Regions from separate parts of the Homo sapiens genome. Here region 2 is linked to region 1. The links are chromatin loops, found by intact Hi-C in ENCODE. Cell type or tissue: OCI-LY7. All regions are shown on one strand. Links, peaks and the distances in the headings refer to the core of each region. The heading gives the core; the rest is flanking DNA.

What was found. Hi-C counts contacts between places; a loop is a spot of excess contacts. Peaks named below come from ENCODE experiments on the same cell type or tissue, not always from the same donor. Only the 100,000 strongest peaks of a DNase experiment are listed, where the experiment ranks them.
Region 2: it touches region 1 in a loop (7-fold over the local background); 3 of 110 quality-filtered maps call a loop at or near these places.

What each region holds. Positions count from the first base shown.
Region 1 is chr17:66,436,621-66,445,294 of GRCh38, forward strand. The region is part of intron 2 of PRKCA (protein kinase C alpha); the gene reads left to right. Among named protein-coding and RNA genes, the nearest start is that of PRKCA-AS1, 24 kb to the left of the region's middle. RefSeq lists a silencer at 977-1,177 and an enhancer at 4,845-5,044. In OCI-LY7, for the core only: no CTCF peak of the experiment used is centred there; DNase peaks (open chromatin) are centred at 4,931 and 5,541; H3K4me3 peaks cover 2,500 bases; H3K27ac peaks cover 2,500 bases.
Region 2 is chr17:66,538,525-66,547,198 of GRCh38, forward strand. The region is part of intron 3 of PRKCA (protein kinase C alpha); the gene reads left to right. Among named protein-coding and RNA genes, the nearest start is that of PRKCA-AS1, 130 kb to the left of the region's middle. RefSeq lists a silencer at 3,907-3,956. In OCI-LY7, for the core only: no CTCF peak of the experiment used is centred there; DNase peaks (open chromatin) are centred at 3,147 and 3,847; H3K4me3 peaks cover 700 bases; H3K27ac peaks cover 1,897 bases.

The sequences.
Region 1 (8,674 bases), core at 3,970-6,469:
GACGATGAAAGTCTGAGAAGAAAGGATCTTGCTAATGGAGTGAACTCAGAGCTTGATAAAGGGAGGATGAGTGGAAATGGAGCTCAACGCTGTGCCTTGGGAAATACCTCTGTGGATTGGTGGGAGCACAGTGAGAAATTCAAGAAAGACACAGACAATGGAATAACCAGAGAATTAGGAGGCAAATCGAGAGACTGTGTTGTCATGGGAACCGAGGAAGGAGAATTTTTTTTAAAGATGTCGTATAAGTCAGATACAATGAGAATTAAGTGAAAATTGAGGCTAACATAATGTACCACTGATTAGGCTTGAATATTATTAAACATGCTAGAGCCGTTCAGCTGTGGGATGATTGAGAAGCCAGAGTTTATGGGATATGGGAACCGTGATGGGAGATTATAGGAAAAAGATGGAGTGGTGCTTAGAAGAGGCAGCAGAGCAAACGAAGCCAGGAGTTAAGAATTTAAAAGCTATACAAAGAGAACTAATAGAGGGCAAGAAATTAGAAATACAAATGCAGGCAGGAATGCATGTGGGAGACCAGGTAGGGAGTTGGCAGCATGGGGAACACAGAGGAGAAAGGCCCTGCTGAGCAGGTGGAGAGGACCTTTTTTGGCAAACAATGGTGGGCAGATGTGTGCAGTGGTGGAGAAATCTGGATCCAGGGGAAGGCACAGGCTGAGAACAGGTTTTCTCCATCATAATAAATATCTGCCTGTGACTGGTATAAATGTCGATGCTTCTCAAACCTTAAGAAACTTCCAGCATTTTGTTTTGTTTTTCAAATGATAAGTTTCTTATTCATACTGCTTCTAAGCATTGGGAAAGAAGTAACTCAGGGAGTTTTAAAAAGCTTTTATTTTAAAGAGGTCTTGTCTCCCAGGAAACATAACTTTTGGAAACAGTTTACAAAGAATTTGCTTTTTCTCACTGACAGATAGGGTGTCTTTTGGTGGGAGCAGAGCCCCAGAGCCAGAGGACCTGCCTGCTTGCTTGGCAGTCCCCCGAGCAGACACAATTTAGGAACAGGAAACCCTAGAGAAACCTGAGTCAGGATGCTGTGGGTCCCAGAAGCAACTGGGTAGTTGTTTCAAGTTTCCTTTTTTTTTTTGAGCGGGGGGTGGGTGGGGCGGGGGCGGCTTCAAACTGGAGATTAGCAAAAATGAGTTGGATATTTCCTTAGACAGTTCAAACCCTCATAGGTGAACTCATCTCCGTCTCTGTTTCTGCTTAGTTTTCTGCACATCCTTTCTAAGAACTCACTTATGTCTATAAATACCTTTTAACAGGTTCTCTTCATATTTGGATACCAGGAGTAAATAAGTGATTTTGCAAGTATACTCAAGGATTCTGGACTAGGTGCTACTGTGCCCTTTATACAGTCTGGTGGGGTTTGGGGGGTGGGTGTGTGTGGAAAAGAGAAACTCCCAAACCCTCAAAGAGGATGGGGAACAATGTCCTGAAAGAACAGGGCTCAGGCAGCAGAAGAGCTGAGGGGTCTCTGTTCTGAACGGGTCCCCCTTCTCCCTGCCCTTCATCTTGTGTGACTGCGGTTGAGAAAGACCTGCAGGATTAAAGGATCTGGTGACCTTGGGACCCCGCACTTGCTTGGCAGTGACAGTCCTGAGGAACTGTATTCTTTCAGTTCCTCTATCAGCAAAGCAGCTCAGTAGGTAAAGGGCGAATTCCGGCATTTCAGTGTCTCTTGCCATGGGTAGCTCTCATATTTCCAGTTGATGATGTCTGGACACGTGCCCTTGTGAAATGAGTTGAGTGGTGTGAGATTGGGAGCCCAAACCTGTGAACACCCAACTGGGCTTTTTCCTGGCCATAAAAAGCTCGAATAATGGAGAGCTTTAGGAAACAAGTTGTTTGAAAACTCTGTTGAGTTGGCTTTGAGCATTCGTGGAACATTATTTTTAAGAACCGGTTATTTCATTTAAAACAGAGTAAAAAGAGAAGATGATTGTATTAGTCTGTTCTCATATTGCTGCAAAGATACTACCTGAGACCAGGTACTTTATAAAGGAAAGAGGTTTAATTGATTCATGGTTCTGCATGGCTGGGGAGGCCTCAGGAAACTCACAATCATGGTGGAAGGGGAAGCAAACATGTCCTTCTTTACAGCGCAGCAGGAAGGAGAATGAACGAGTGCTCAGTGAAGGGGGAAGCCCCTTATAAAACCATCAGCTCTTGTGAGAAACTAACTCTCACGAGAACAGGATGGGGGATACTGCCCCCCATGATTCAATTATCTCTGCCTAGTCCCTCCTACGACATGTGGGGATTATGGGAACTACAATTCAAGATGAAATTTGGGTGGGGACACAGCCAAACCATATCAGTGATTGAGGGGAGAACAGGGAATGAAACATCCCCTCTCAACAGTGGTAGGAATAATGGCCTGTCATCATTATTGTCAGCAGTAACTGACATTTCTTGAAGACCTCAGTGCATAAGGCACTGTACTGAGCGCTTTATATTCTGTGTCTTGTTTAATTTCATTCAACCCTCCCAACAGCCTGTACTACATTAAATACTACTGTTACCCACTTTTCTTTTCTTTCTTTTTTTTATTGAGACAGAGTCTTGCTTTGTTGTCCAGGCTGGAGTGCAGTGGCACAATCTCAGCTCACTGCAACCTCCGCCTCCCAGGTTCAAGTGACTCTTCTGCCTCAGCCTCCCGAGTAGCTGGGACTACAGGTGTGCACCACCATACCTGGCTAATTTTTGTATTTTTTAGTAGAGACAGGGTTTCAGCATATTGGCCAGGCTGGTCTCGAACTCCTGACCTTGTGATCTGCCTGCCTTGCCCTCCCGAAGTGCTGGGATTACAGGCATGAGCCATCGTGCCCGGCCTTTTACCCACATTATACAGGTGAAAAAAATTATGTTGCTCTACCATTTCCACAAATGGCATAGGCTGGCCTATTACTGTCCTTTTCCAAAATACGTGTCTCTCAAATAGCTCTGCAGCTCTTACAGGGCTCCTCGTTGTCCTCTGTGCTTTACAGTTTGAGATCCTTCACGTTGGAGGTTTGTAGAGGACCACAGTTGCAAAATAGGGTGCCTGGGGTCTCTGCTTATCTGCATTTTGTCAAAGGATACTATAGGTCATGGCGCATGGTCTTTTGCTGATGTTCGTTTTGGCAAGAAGCACTATTTTTCATCATTTGCCAAGAAAACCTTTTGTGCATTTTACCTTAAGGACCTGGATAGCATAAGCAGAGAAAGGGAATCAGCATTTCCATGTTTTGAAAAGTAAAACAAGACTCTTTTTGGTCTTTGCGCCCCCATGCCCTAGAAATCCCATAATAAGTGCAACTGTCTCCTTCTGCTGATGGATTTCCTAAGTCATTCCCAGAAAGAAGTTGGGTGCTTTGTATTGTATTAATATATTCATCCTAAATAAGGGTCTTGGGGTTTTCCCCCCTTCCAAGATGTATTAAGAAGGTTGCTTACTGTAGGCTTTGATTTATTTATTTCCTATGAAATGCCAGAAACACCAAGTCCTAAAATCCTAGATCCAAGTCATTGACTTCTCAGTGATTATGACCACATTGAATTGATTAAACTCAAGTGACTGACAAGGCGAATAAAAATAGCCCAAAATGAGTCCAGACCCCATGGTTTTAAGAGCCCCCCACCAGTTCCCTAAAGCTACAGGACGGAAAGGACTCCTGATCCTTTGTACCTGAAGAGTGTGGTGCCTAACGTATAGCCAATGTTCATTTGTTTCTTCTCTCTGTATTTTATAAACATAATTACTTTGAATGAATTGGGTTATTCGGGAAGTCAGCACATGTCTCCATCTCCTGCTTTCTATTTCTAGAGTCCTAAGATAGACTTTGCTGACAAGAAGAGGCCCCTGCCCCTTCAGAGCTTAGAGTGTAGCAGAGAGATGGGTATTCAGGAAATCCTCAAATAGTGACAGAGCCACAGCGGCAGTGAGTGACAGGCAGGAGAACTATAGGATGCTGGAAGTGCATACAACCGGGGTGTTACCTAGTCTGGGACTGGTGGTCAAGGGGGCTTTTTTGAGGCCTGGACAACCCACAGACCGAGGGTGGGCTAGTGAGAGCCAGTGAGGGACACTCTTCAAGATCCCAGCACTTAAAAGATTGGTTGGGCATGATGACTCAGGCCGGGAACCCCAGCACTTTGGGAGGCTGAGATGGGAGGATTGCTTGAGCCCAGGAGTTTGAGACCAGCCCTGGCAACACCGTAAGACCCCATCTCAATGAAAAGTAAATTAGTCAGGGCCGGGTATGGTGGCTCATGCCTGTAATCCCAGCATTTTGGGAGGCTGAGGCGGGTGGATTGCCTGAGCTTAGGAGTTTGAGATCAGCCTGGCAACATGGTGAACCCTGTCTCTACTAAAAATACAAAAAATTAGCCGGGCGTGGTAGCAGGCACCTGTAATCCCAGCTACTCAAGAGGCTGAGGCATGAGAATTCCTTGGACCCGGGAGACGGATGTTGCATTGAGCCCAGATCGCGGCACTGCACTCCAGCCTGGGAGACAAAGCGAAACTCTGTCTCCAAAAAAAAAAAAAAAAAAAAAAAAAAGTAAATTAGCTAGGCATGATGGTACGTGCCTGTGGTGCCAAGCTCCTCAGGAGGCTGAGGCAGAAGGATGGCCTGAGGCCAGGAGTTCGAGATTGCAGTGAGCTGTGATCACACCTCTGCATTCCAGCTTGGACGACAGAACAACGCCCTGTTTCCAAAAAAAAAAAAAGATTGGGGTGCTCTTAAGCTCACAGTTCTGGCCATCTCCTCTTTCCTAAGTGGAGGGAGATCGTGGATCCCTGAGGGGGAACCTACTTCCCCTTTCACTTCAAAGTCTGCTTCTGTTTCTAAAAATGAACTGAAACCCCATCTGTTTGCTCATGTATTTGAAAACCCTTGAAAATGTTTATTTTTGTACATCTTCATACGACTCTCGTCTCAGAGCTGCTTCTCCTCTTCAGGTGGTTTCTGGGCACACTGGGGACGTCTGTGCACCTCCTCTGAGTGGAAGTCAATGCCTGTGATCCCCTTTCTAAAGGAGGCACGGATAGCTGCTGTGCGGTTTTTTCAACCTGTAGCCAGTTTTCATGTTTTTGTTCTCAAAATAATACTTTTTTTTTCAGGTGAAGACAAGGAACATTTAATTTACACTGAAATGATTTTTCCTCTTAGACCTTCTGAAAGCTATGACGTATGTATATTTATACCATAATAGATGCTAATGGTGTCCTCTCTGGGTGATGGTCCCAGAGATGTTTATACCACGGCATTTCACTCCACTAATAAATGTGGGTGGATGGATGGACGGGCGGACAGATGGAAATATCACACAGGACTGTGCCCAGGTTCCAGACAGTTTGGCTTTAGGGCCCCAACTCTGCCAAGGGATATTTTTTATATAGCATCATGTTTTTCATCATGATGTTAGTCTCTCTCTCTTTTTTTTTTCTTTGAGATGGAGTCTCGCTCTGTTGCCAGGTGTGAGTGCAGTGGCACGATCTTAACTGACTGTGACCTCTGCCTCCTGGATTCAAGCGATTCTCCTGCCTCAGCCTCCCAAGTAGCTGGGGCTACAGGTGCCTGCCATGCCTGGCTGATTTTTTTTTTTTTTAGTTGAGACAGGGTTTCATACTGGCCAGGCTGGTCTTGAACTCCTGACCTCAAGTGATCCACCCACCCAGGCCTCCCAAAGTGCTGGGATTACAGGCGTGAGCCACTGCACCTGCCTGTAACATCATGATGTTACAGTCCCCCAGCTCCTCACCTGGCCTCCCTGTACCCATTCCTGGCCCCCTCCCTCCTTCAATCTCTTTTCCACTTCAGAGAGTGATCTTTAGCATTCCCAGCTCCACCCCACGCTTTCTGCCTGTAATCATTTAAAGGCTTCCCATTGCTTCTAGGATGAAGTCCAGGATCCTTAAACTGGCCTACAAGGCCCTGTATCATCAGCTGCCCTGCGTCTCCAGCCGCCTCTCCTCATCACCCACACTTTTTCTTCATAGCCTCCATCCCAGCTGTAATGCAGAATTTTGTTTGATAATTATTTAATTCATGTTCACCTCTCCCATTAGACTGCAAGCTTAGCGAGGCCAGGGGCTGTTTTGTTGTTTACCCTTGAACCCCAACCCATAGCACATGTAAGTACTCATTTGTCAGGTGTTTGTGTTTCATATCCATTTTTTGCCTTTTCTTACATACATGGACACACTTTTCTCTCTTTTGAGATAACTTCCAGAATTGAGTGGTTATGAGCAATTCCTGGATCCCTGTTTGCCTCAGAGCCGGTAACTGTTCTCACCTTTTGGGAACCATAAACGCTGCCATTGTTGACCTGAACACGAGGTGACTCTGGCAGGAGCCCTGGCCATCGTCCCTTTTTTGGTTATCATCTGACGTTTGTGCAGCTACACACATCATATCTCATTTGATCTCTTGGACTCCCGTTGGTTAGTAGAAACCTTATTTTATAGACAAACAGCTGAAGCTCAGAGGTGTTCAGAAACTTTTGCCCCATTTGCTGCAAGTGGTCCATGAGGGTCTGGAATCAAGACCTTCTGGTTCTGGTTTGATGCTGGGACTGCTCTTTCTGAATTGTTTCTATGCCTGTCTGTTCAATGTTATAATGATGAGGGGGCCAGTCCCTCACCAGCTGCATTCTAACTGGAGGCTAGAAAATAATGAATGGGAAGTAACTTAGGGGAAAACTATGATGAGGTTGTTGGCATTTGTTACTCTTGGAAAGAAGTGTAGCCTTGGAAACTAGAGGCTAAGAAATAAAGTGAGGCTTCTTAGATGTCGTTGTGTATTAAACAGGAAGCCCGTTTGCTCTGGCTGTAGAGTGTGCCCATGAGAGTTTATGGAAGAATGAACTTGACTCAATAAATAACCCACTCAGTGCATGATACCCTTTTCTTCAGCTGCAGGTAAATGTCTGTTATGGTGAGTGACATGGTGGCATGTTGGGCTCTATGAAACTGAGTCCACACACAGCCTGCTGTGCTGCCTGCCCTGAAACGGGACAGGCCCTTGGTAAATGACTTGCTACTGAATGGTAGTCCTCACGATGACATGTGTGGCCCATTTAATGAGAGAAGTAAAGACCGCAGAGGATGGAGGAAAGGGCAGGGGGAGAAGTTAGCTAATATTAAATTCCTGACCACCCACACCTAATGAAAAAGAATGTTCTCTGCTTGCAGAGGCAGTGAATTAGGCTGGCAAGGTACCAAGGGAGGAGGAAAAGTGTGTGAATGGATACCCGCTACATCTGAGCACAGACTTAACCCAGAAACGCAGGCGGTCAGGAAATCTAATGATGGCTTCGGACCTGGGCAGACTTGAGTTGAGACCTGTGCCCTCCGCCTCACGAGCCTCAGAAGGCTGTTGAGTCTTTTTCTGAGTCTCAGTTTCTCATTCTGTAATTGGGGGATGATAAGGATAAAACCTGACAAGATAATTGTGACTCAAATGCCAGTTCCTAGTACTGGTGTTAGCACAAAGCTGAGTAAATACTCATGGATTCAAAGGCGCGAGATGTCATACCATCCAAGTTATCAGGAATGTGTTTGCTGAGGGCTCCCTGGGTGCTGACCTGGCTCTACAGGTTCTGAATAAAGAGTTGAACAGGGTCTAGTTCCTGTAGTCAAGGCACTTCAGATAGAGAGAAACTGGCTTGCCACCAACTCTCATGGAATCCCAGATGTGTGTGCTTTCATAGTTCAACGTTCTGGAATCCAGAGGTGTCTTACATGATGGCCTGTCATAGTTTAATGGGCCGCCTTTTATTTCTTGGAGGTACATCTATGATGGCTGGGGGTGTGGATTCTCAGAGACCTATCGTCAGATAGTTCCTTGGAGCAATTCTCAGAGCTAGGCTGCTTAAGGCATATGAGGGCTCAGGACTCAGAGCCCTCCTTCTTTATGACCTTCCAGGGAACATCCCTTTTCCTGGAGTGTAAAATACTGCATGTTATCAGGTTTGCAGTTTCCTTGAGTTAGGGTGGGGGTGTCACAAGGCTTATCTTTGAGGCTGAGGTTCAGTGGATTTGGAGAAGTGTGTTGGCAATGAATTTCGGGGAGAATCTTCCCCTCGTTGTCTGCCTGTGTAAGAGTTAATTTTAGCAGTTGTGATTGTGAATTATTTGTCAAAAGATACTCCCACTTCTGAAGCCCTTGTTTGCACCTGGTGGAGACAATAAAGCTTCTAAGAGCAAAATATAATTTTCTTCCCTGCTTGTTTCTTTTCTTAGCATTTTAGAAAATCCCACTCAGTTTCTAGAGTTAACACCTTTCCCCACTAATCAGAACACAACACACAACACACACACACTCTCACACATACAGACTCCCTCACTGACCTTATGGGCCCTTTGCTCTGCTAAACACATAGGTACTGGATGGAGTTTGTAGCAACATGTCCCTGCCCCGAATTTGTCATCCAGATGTCGCCTTTGGATGTCATGTCCTTGACATTGACCCAGGGTGGGACTTCTGCAGTCAAATGCTCTACCCCTGAGCTATCCCCCCTACGGTGGGACTTCTGAATAAAGCCTGTGTCACTGTCTCTCTGGTTCCCTTCAGCGGGAGCTCTCTGTGGTTTAATGGAGTCTCCACTTGACCAGGAGTGTTTCCAGATGAGAAACCCAGGGAGGGCTGCAAGCAAATGAGAG
Region 2 (8,674 bases), core at 2,554-5,053, 100 kb after region 1:
GGCAGCTTGAATGCTGCTATTTAAGAGTTGATAAAGAGGCAGCTTGGAGAAAACCTCAAGCTTATTTGGTTGAGTGGGGTGGCTGTGTGAGAATTAAGTAATGAGTAGACCTGAAGCATCTGGTGGGATCTCCAGCAGTTAGTAAATGGCAGCTGTTTTTATTCTCATCCCTTGTGGGCAGTACTGTCCAGTTCCAGTGATGGGCATTAGTGGCATTTGGGATTTGAGGATAACCTTCATAGGTTGGAATGAGTACCGTAGCAAAACAGAATTCTGCTCTTAGCCAGAAAGCATTCCAGTTAGCAAACTACCTGACAGTGTAATGTGCCCAGAGGACCCAGGAGGGCCATCCCAGGGAGAACAGCATCGCCATTTCTGCTGACCACATGCTGTCTCCTGAGCCCCGGTATCTGAGGCCCTCATCGAAGGCATAGGCATATTAACAGTTATGCTGCCAGACTTTTATCAGCAGTCTGTACTTCTCCTTTTATCTTCGGAACTGTGATGAAAAGAACAGTCCACTCCCTTCTGATCTCAACACTTACCAAAGCTCATCTGTTCACAGGCAAATGTACTAAAACATTTTTTATTGGAGACTGAGTTTCATGTGTAGACATCATTGTATTTCTGTGTGGTGTCCTCAGATTTTCACTCTTGTTTTTTCCCCAGCTGCCTTTTTTAAAAACTCCTTTGCACTCTTAAACGTCAGGCTGAGTGTATGTGTGTAAATAAACGCTTTGGGTGGAGGATATTGTTCTGCTGTGACAAGCCATCAAGCAGCACAGCAAGAAACAATACTTTTCTAATTTGTGAGTTATTCTTACGTTTCCCTTTTGCAAGGCTAGTTATTTCATTAAATTCATTTAATTTAAGCTTTGAAATCTTTTTTTTTTTTTTGAGATGGAGTCTTGCTCTGTCCTCCAGGCTGGATTGCAGTGGCGTGATCTCGGCTCACTGCAAGCTCCGCCTCTCAGGTTCACGCCATTCTCCTGCCTCAGCCTCCTGAGTAGCTGGGACTACAGGCGCCCGCCACCACATCCAGCTAATTTTTTTTTATTTTTAGTAGAGATGGGGTTTCACTGTGTTAGCCAGGATAGTCTCGATCACCTGATTTGTGATCTGCCCGCCTTGGCCTCCCAAAGTTCTGGGATTACAGGCGTAAGCACCGCGCCCGGCCTAAGGTTTCAATCTTAATAAGAATGGCTAACTTTTAGATGAGAGTTTTACATCAGAAAACCTCATCGTACCCAGAGAGATGCTTCTTTAATTCAGATTTGAAGGGATGAGTTTCCTTGTTCTGGATTAAACAGCTCACTCAGACACACCAAATGAATGCAGTGTGCAGTCCTAGGTGGCACCAATCACAGAAGAGTGAAAAGCATAAAACAGTTTTAGAAAAGGTCACCACACTTAGAAATAGAAATCCACCCTTGCTCACGCAACCCGAGGGATTTGAAAATAATTTCGAAAATCAATTTAAACATGTAGGCCACCCGTCTTTTGGAGAGATGCAGTTGGTGCCTCTCCTGCAGAAGGGGTGTTAGGAGGCTGTTGTGTTTGTTGCCAGGGAGGTGATGTTTTCCCCATTGGGAACCCTAGGCCAGCAAACTTCGGGAAGTGTCTGTGGCAGCTTGAATGCTGCTATTTCAGAGCTGATGAAGAGGCAGCTTGGAGAAAACCTCAAAAATAAATACTCTGATTCATCATTGTTGTTCAGGCTTTCCAGCCGTCAGAGCCAGCCCAGGGTTCTGAGACAAAGGGTAACATTCAGCACAGAGCCCAGCGGAGAGTCTGGAGCCCTGACTGTCTCTAAAAGAGGGGGCGGAGAGGGAGGCAGCTGCCTGCAAACCCTGGAGTGGGGCTTGACGCTGGGGGGACGGCGTGTGCTGGTTTTGCTGCTTTGGGGGTGAGGAGAGGATGAATAATCCAAAGAGGGACGTCTCCCGAGAGCAGGGACCATCTCATAAATAGCCCAGAGCAGTCAGTTGGGTGGCGGGCTGCCGTGCGGGGGCTGCAGTTAGAAGCAGCACTCGGAGTGGAGTGGGGCCTCCCAGCGGGGCCCTGCTGCACTTTGTGAGTGCTCTGTGGTCGAAGGCCAGCTGGGCCTGAAGGCAAAACATCTGGATTTTGCAGAGGGTTCCTAGGCTGAGACGGAATTCAGGCTGTAGGCTCTGTGAGACCTTGTGTGAAACCCCCGGTTCTGTCTCTGTCACTTGTTTGAGTCTCCCATTTCTCTGTCTATCAAAAGATTGAATATGGTGGCTTACAACAGAGGCAGTCGAGGGTAATTATTAGTATCATGGTTTGACCTCGAGATCTGGCACTTCCTGGACCTATTCCGTTGTATATTTCTCTGTGCACTCCCTGAGCCTCCCTTTTCTCAGCTGAGAAAATGGTCACACCTATGGTATCCCACACTGTGGAAAATGACCAAATAAGACAAGGTATGTGCAAGTATTTGGTAGAACCCTACAGAGGTAGGAAGTGGCTGTTACTAGCTGTTTCCACTGGTATTCTCTGGCCATCTCAGAGCTGTTTAGGGACCATTCCAGCTACAGGGGAGGGCAAGATTTAGAGTAGACTCTCAAATGAGTCTATCTGATTCTTTGGAAGCACGAGCTCTAGTAAGATAGTTTGAACAAAGATGTGACCATGAGGGGTTTTGTTTTATTTTTTAACTAGATTTTGATATGTTGTGTGCCGCTTCTCCACTGCACAGATTGACCAAGAGTTAGCTGCAGATTGTGGCTCAGTAAGAAGGTCTTGTGGTACGTGCTCCTGCGGCCCCCACCTCAAACTCTTGCCTCTGGTGTTCTTGAAAGAAATGAGGGGACCTTTGCCCGAGCCAAGGGAAAATGCAAGATTTTGGAGGCTTAGCCCCTTTATTGTTTTTTTCCTCTGTTGCTTATATTGATTTCTGCGGCAAAGAGCAGTTGACTGGGATTGAAAGCTACTCTGCTGGTCTTGGATGTGGAAGAAAAAATAATTCCCACTTTCCAAATAGAGGCTCATCCAGAGGCAGCAGATGCCAGAGGCAGCAGATGCTAGCTGCAGTTCTGCAGGCAGGAATTGCACGTGCAAAGCAGAGCTGACGTCCAGTCCACGCCTCATGGCACTTTGGAAGTGCATCTGACACCGTTTGCCTGCCATACACAAGCCACAAAGACTTTTTGAGGCGACAGGTTATGCCAAAAATTAAGTAAAAATGACACAGCTTCAGATGACATTTACATATCTATTTTTGAGGTTTCAGAACATGTGCCCTATAAAAATGTACAACTGCATTGTTTAAAACTCTTCTGAGTCTCTGAGGATTTTCTATCAGTGCATGCCTCTCAGTTATCACTTAAATGTCAAGGCCCTAAGCTTGTATGAGCCCCTAAAATGTTTTTGAGCCCCACAGTAAATTTTTGGCTGACCACATTTGTTCTATGTAAGGCTGATAACAAGCCACCACGTGGAATCTCACAGTGGGACTTTAGTATCAGGCAATTGCAGAGTCCTGAAGCTCGTGTTGCGGTTATTATGGTTCTATATAAAGCCCCAGGGGAGAAAGTCATTTCATGCTTTTAAAATTACTAGTTAATGTTTAAGGAGTTTATACGGAGTGGACTGAGCCAAGCATTTTCCCCTTAACTTTAAAATTATTACAGAGAGGCCTTAAGAAACTGTTCTGTATTAGATGGTGATTAAAATATGACCTTTTTCTTTCTTTATGCTTAGGATTTTCACGATGTGGTTTGCAATTAATTTGTATGTGCACAGTCTTTGTGCTAGTTTCTGTGGACATACAGTGGTGCTACTTGGCCTTAAGAGCTTCCTGTGTGTGGTTGGGAGATAGGCAGTTAGTAAGCCATGTGTGCTGTGAGAAAACCCAGAGCATAGAAGTCGCACATGAGAGTACCAGGTGCTGAGTACCATGGGGGTGAGAGCAAGGAGGGATTATTTCTGCCCCAAGAAGGCTTCTTGGGAAATAGAGCAGTTATGAAGGACCTGGAAAGATGTTCCAATAAGACTTGGGTGAGGAGACACAATAGTCCCAAGTAGGGAGGGCAGAGCACCCTGAGTAGAGGTGTGGTGTCAGGAAGTGTGAGAATTCTTCAGAGACTGATAGTCGGAAGGGATTCCTCTGCAAAGGCCTGTGGAAGGATATGAAGGTTGGAAAGACAAGTGGGAGCCATTGGGGAGTCTCAACAAATGTGTATTGTATTGTGTGTGTTTCACTTGGAAAATTATCTTGCTATTAATGAGAAAGTACAGATTAATGCTTTTTTTGTTTTACTGGATTCAAATTATATTTGACAAGTCATTTCATTCTAGTGTATGCATGTGATTTTCTTGGAACGAGGGTAACATTTTAAAGATAGGATTTGATGAGTCAATGAGGTATTTTTCAAGTAGATTACTTAGAAAATGTTATAGTCATAAAATATCTTGGAGTTACAGTTAAGAGTCAATTATTGTTTCATCTATAGGCATCCAATTAAAGTTGAATTATGCTGTTATTTTCACTCAATTTCCAAAGCTATGCACTTCCGTAATTTCTATCCTTGTTTATAGTCAGTATAATGTTTAATGCAATGTGCCTGATTTAGCACTTTGTGTTATAAATTTTGCCTGATAAATAATCAACTTATTTTCTTCCGTATGACGACAGTTTTCTTCACAGTGAATGGAGCTTAGTGTATTTATATAAAATGTAAGTCTGGGAGAGTTTCCATTATAGTTCAAGTATATTTAATGTTCAAAAGAATGCAGTATTTGTGGTTTCCTGGCATTCTTTGAATACCATGTGGCTCTTCTCTCTTCCTTCTCACCAAAACCCTAGTCATTTTATTATTTATATAATGAGATACTGTAAGATACTAAAACATAAGTTATTGTGAGGTCTGGCTTTTGATGCTATGAAGTACCCTTTGTTATTTGAGACTAATGAAATGAAATCAGTGAGTTCCAGCTTGTCTACTAGTATGTTGCTTGAAACAATTACATTCTTTTGAACATTAAATTTATATATTTGAACTATAAGGAAACTCTCCCAGACTTGTATTTTATATACTCTAAGCTCCATTGACCATGCAGAAATCTGTCAGCATATGAGAGGAACAAGCGGATTATTTATCAGGCAGATTTTATAATGCAGAAATACGAAGCAACATAGTGCTGTGGTGAAGACAGAATTGAACATTGTTAGACACTTAGCAATCCCAAGAGGCATCATGAAGTCCATGTACCCTACACCATAGAAAAGGCTACACCCCAAAGTTCTGGAACAAGCCTGGTTTGCTGGCTTTCTGGTGTCAAATGTCAGAAGCAGAAAATGGGAGGATGGTAAAACAGTAGACTCAGTGAGAGCAGGACTGAACTTCAGCAGGCCCCATAATTGTACAGAAACAAGATTGCTAGGCTGGGTGCTGTGGCTCACGCCTGTAATCCCAGCACTTTGGGAGGCCAAGGCAGGCAGATCACTTGAGGTCAGGAGTTCGAGACCAGCCTGGCCGACTTGGTGAAACCCTGACTGTACTAAAAAAAATACAAAAATTAGCCACGTGTGGTGGTGCACACCTGTAGTCCCTGCTACTGGGGTGGTGGGGGGAGCTGAGGCAGGAGAATCGCTGGAACCCGGGAGGTGGAGACTGCAGTGAGCCAAGATCAGACCACTGCACTGCAGCCTGGGCGACACAGCGAGACCCCATCTCAAACAACAACTACAAAAGATTTCTCATGGCCACTTAGTTTAGGAAGAAGACCCCCATGTAGTTCATGAACCCAATGCTGTGAACCAAAATACTATAAACACTAGTATTCTAGGTCACCACTGTGATCATTGAGAAAATGTTGAAGTATATTGACATATTTTGTTTAACAAAACAAGGGACTTAAAGTGCGTTTTAGAAATATTTGTATACATGCTGGTTTAAAAAAGAAAAGACTAAAAACAAGCCTTAGTACATAAAAAGAAAATATTCAGTTTTCCAGAAAATGAGGTTACTCCCTTACATTGAGAGTTACATGAAGCCTTGTTACAGTACTTTTAGTCTTCTTTATTCAAAGAAAGAATTACCAATATCATTTTTTTTTTAAGATGGAGTGAGTCTTGCTTTGTCACCCAGGCTGGAGTACTGTGGCATGATCTCAGCTCACTGCAACCTCCACCTCCCAGGTTCAAGCCATTCTACTGTCTCACCCTCCCAAGTAGCTGGGATTACAGGCATGCGCCACCATGCCCAGCTAATTTTTGTATTTTTAGTAGAGATGGGATTTCACCATGTTGGTCAGGCAGGTTTCAAACTCTTGACCTCAGGTGATCCACCCGCCTCGGCCTCCCAAAGTGCTGGGATTACAGGCATGAGCCACCATGTCCGACCACCAATATCATTTTTTAAAAGTAAATTATTACGATTTCCTTAGGTGGTTAATAAATTACCATTATTTTCTCTATTTTACAGATCACGAAATGATAAGTAACTTACCGAAAGTTACATTATTTAAGTTAATCAAATGTTTATTGATTGCCAGACTTTTTTCTAGGCTTAAGCAAATGTTGGAAAATACTTCTCTGAGCTTTCAAAAATGTTATTTCTACTTGTCAGTGCTGCAGGAGTTTAATACAGATAATTTAGGCTGGGCGCAGTGAATCACGCCTGTAATCCCAGCACTTTGGGAGGCCAAGGCGGGCAGATCACGAGGTCAGGAGATCGAGACCATCCTGGCTAACACGGTGAAACCCCGCCTCTACTAAAAAATACAAAAAATTAGCCAGGCGTGGTGGCGGGTGCCTGTAGTCCCAGCTACTCAGGAGGCTGAGGTAGGAGAATGGCGTGAACCCAAAAGGCGGAGCTTGCAGTGAGCCAAGATTGTGCCACTGCACTCCAGCCTGGGCGACAGAGCGAGACTCTGTCTCAAAAAAACAGATAATTTATCTACATACTGTATGACTTTACTTTAAAAAATGTTTGTATCCTTGTAGTAAGACTGTTATTTTTTTTAATCCTACATCACATCATGCATTCCTGAGTGTGAGCTACCAGTGTTTTTGTCTAGGGCTAGATTACTAGAGCTAAAATATCGGGAGAATTAATGAGAAAAAAAGGCTTAACCACTGAGGCTCTGTCAATATCAGTTTTTGTGGCAGGCTATGTTTACTTTCTTCAAGGAAAAATGTCAGGCAAAATTTTATCACTACAAATACAAAAGAGAAGAACATTAAAAAAATCTGATCATTATAGAAATCATAGTCAGTGCAGAATGTTTCCTGCAGAATCCAAGTGTTTAGTGAATGTTGGTGGAAAATATGAAGTGTGTCATGTGATTGGAAAGTCATTTACCATATTCATTTTTCTTTTAGGAAAAAAAGTAAATTAGATTTTGTATGAGAATAAACCTTACTGAGACTTGTTAATTTTGCTCTGAAATTTACTGTTTGATATTAATCTGGCCAGTCTAGCTTTCTTTTAGATTAATGTTACCATGATACTTCGTTTTTTATCCTTTTACTTTTCATATATCTGTGTCTTTAAGTCTAAAACGAGTTTCATATAGACAGTATCAGTATGTAGTCTGGTCCTTTTTTATCTGCTGTGACAATCTTTGCCATTTAATTGCAGTCTTTACACCATTTATATGTAATGGAATTATCATTAATTTACATGGGATTATAATTTACATTTAATGACCACTATCCTTTTATTTGCATTCAGTTCATCCTCTTGTTCCCTTTTTCCTTCTGTTGGGATGAGTATTTTTAATTACTTCATTTTATTATGTTTGGTTGTATTAGTTTCTAATATGATTAGCTGTATTAGTTTCTAAGGCTGCCATAACAGATTAACATAGAGTGTCTCAAAACAACAGAAATGTATTCATACACAGTTCTGAAAGCTAGAAGTCCACAATTAAGGCCTTGGCAGGGTCATGCTTCCTTTGAAGGCTCTTGGCAAGAATCTTTCCTTGCATTTTCCTACGTTGTGTTAGTTGCCGCTAATCCTCTATGTTCATTGGCTTGTGGCTGCATCTCTCCAGTTTCCGCCTCTGTGTTCACATGGCCATCTTCCCTCTGTGTGTGCCTGCCATTTCCAAATCTTTCTTTCCTTATAAAAATAGCAATCATTGGATTTAGGGGCTACCCTAATCCAATATTGGCCTCATGTTACTTCATTACATTTGCAAAGACCTTATTTCCAAATAACGTCACATTCACGTAGACCTGGAGTAAAGGCTTCGAGATATTGTTTTGGGGAACACAATACGACCCGCAGCATTAGTTTTACCTCTTCGTGTTTTGTTTTGTTTTGTTTGTGGTTGATCTAGGGCTTGTAATGTAAATCTTTAATCAATCAGTCTACTTTCCAACAATATTATACCACATCACATATGGTGTAAGAACCTTACAACAGTTTACTTGTATTTCCCCTCATTTTGCCAAGCATAAAATACTATTGCTTTAAGCTACTGTAGCATCTCCCATATCTGTCCCCTCCTCTGTATTCCTACTACTACTGACTAAGGTGAGCTCCTTGTTATTTCTTGCCTTTTGTCTTGAGTAGTCTGGAGTTTCACCAGTTTACCTTAGCGATCTTGCCCTTACCTATCTACCTTCCTTTCTCACTTAGGTATCGTGTTTATGTCTCCAGATATGCCTGTGTATGTTACATCTCTGTACTTTGCTCACACT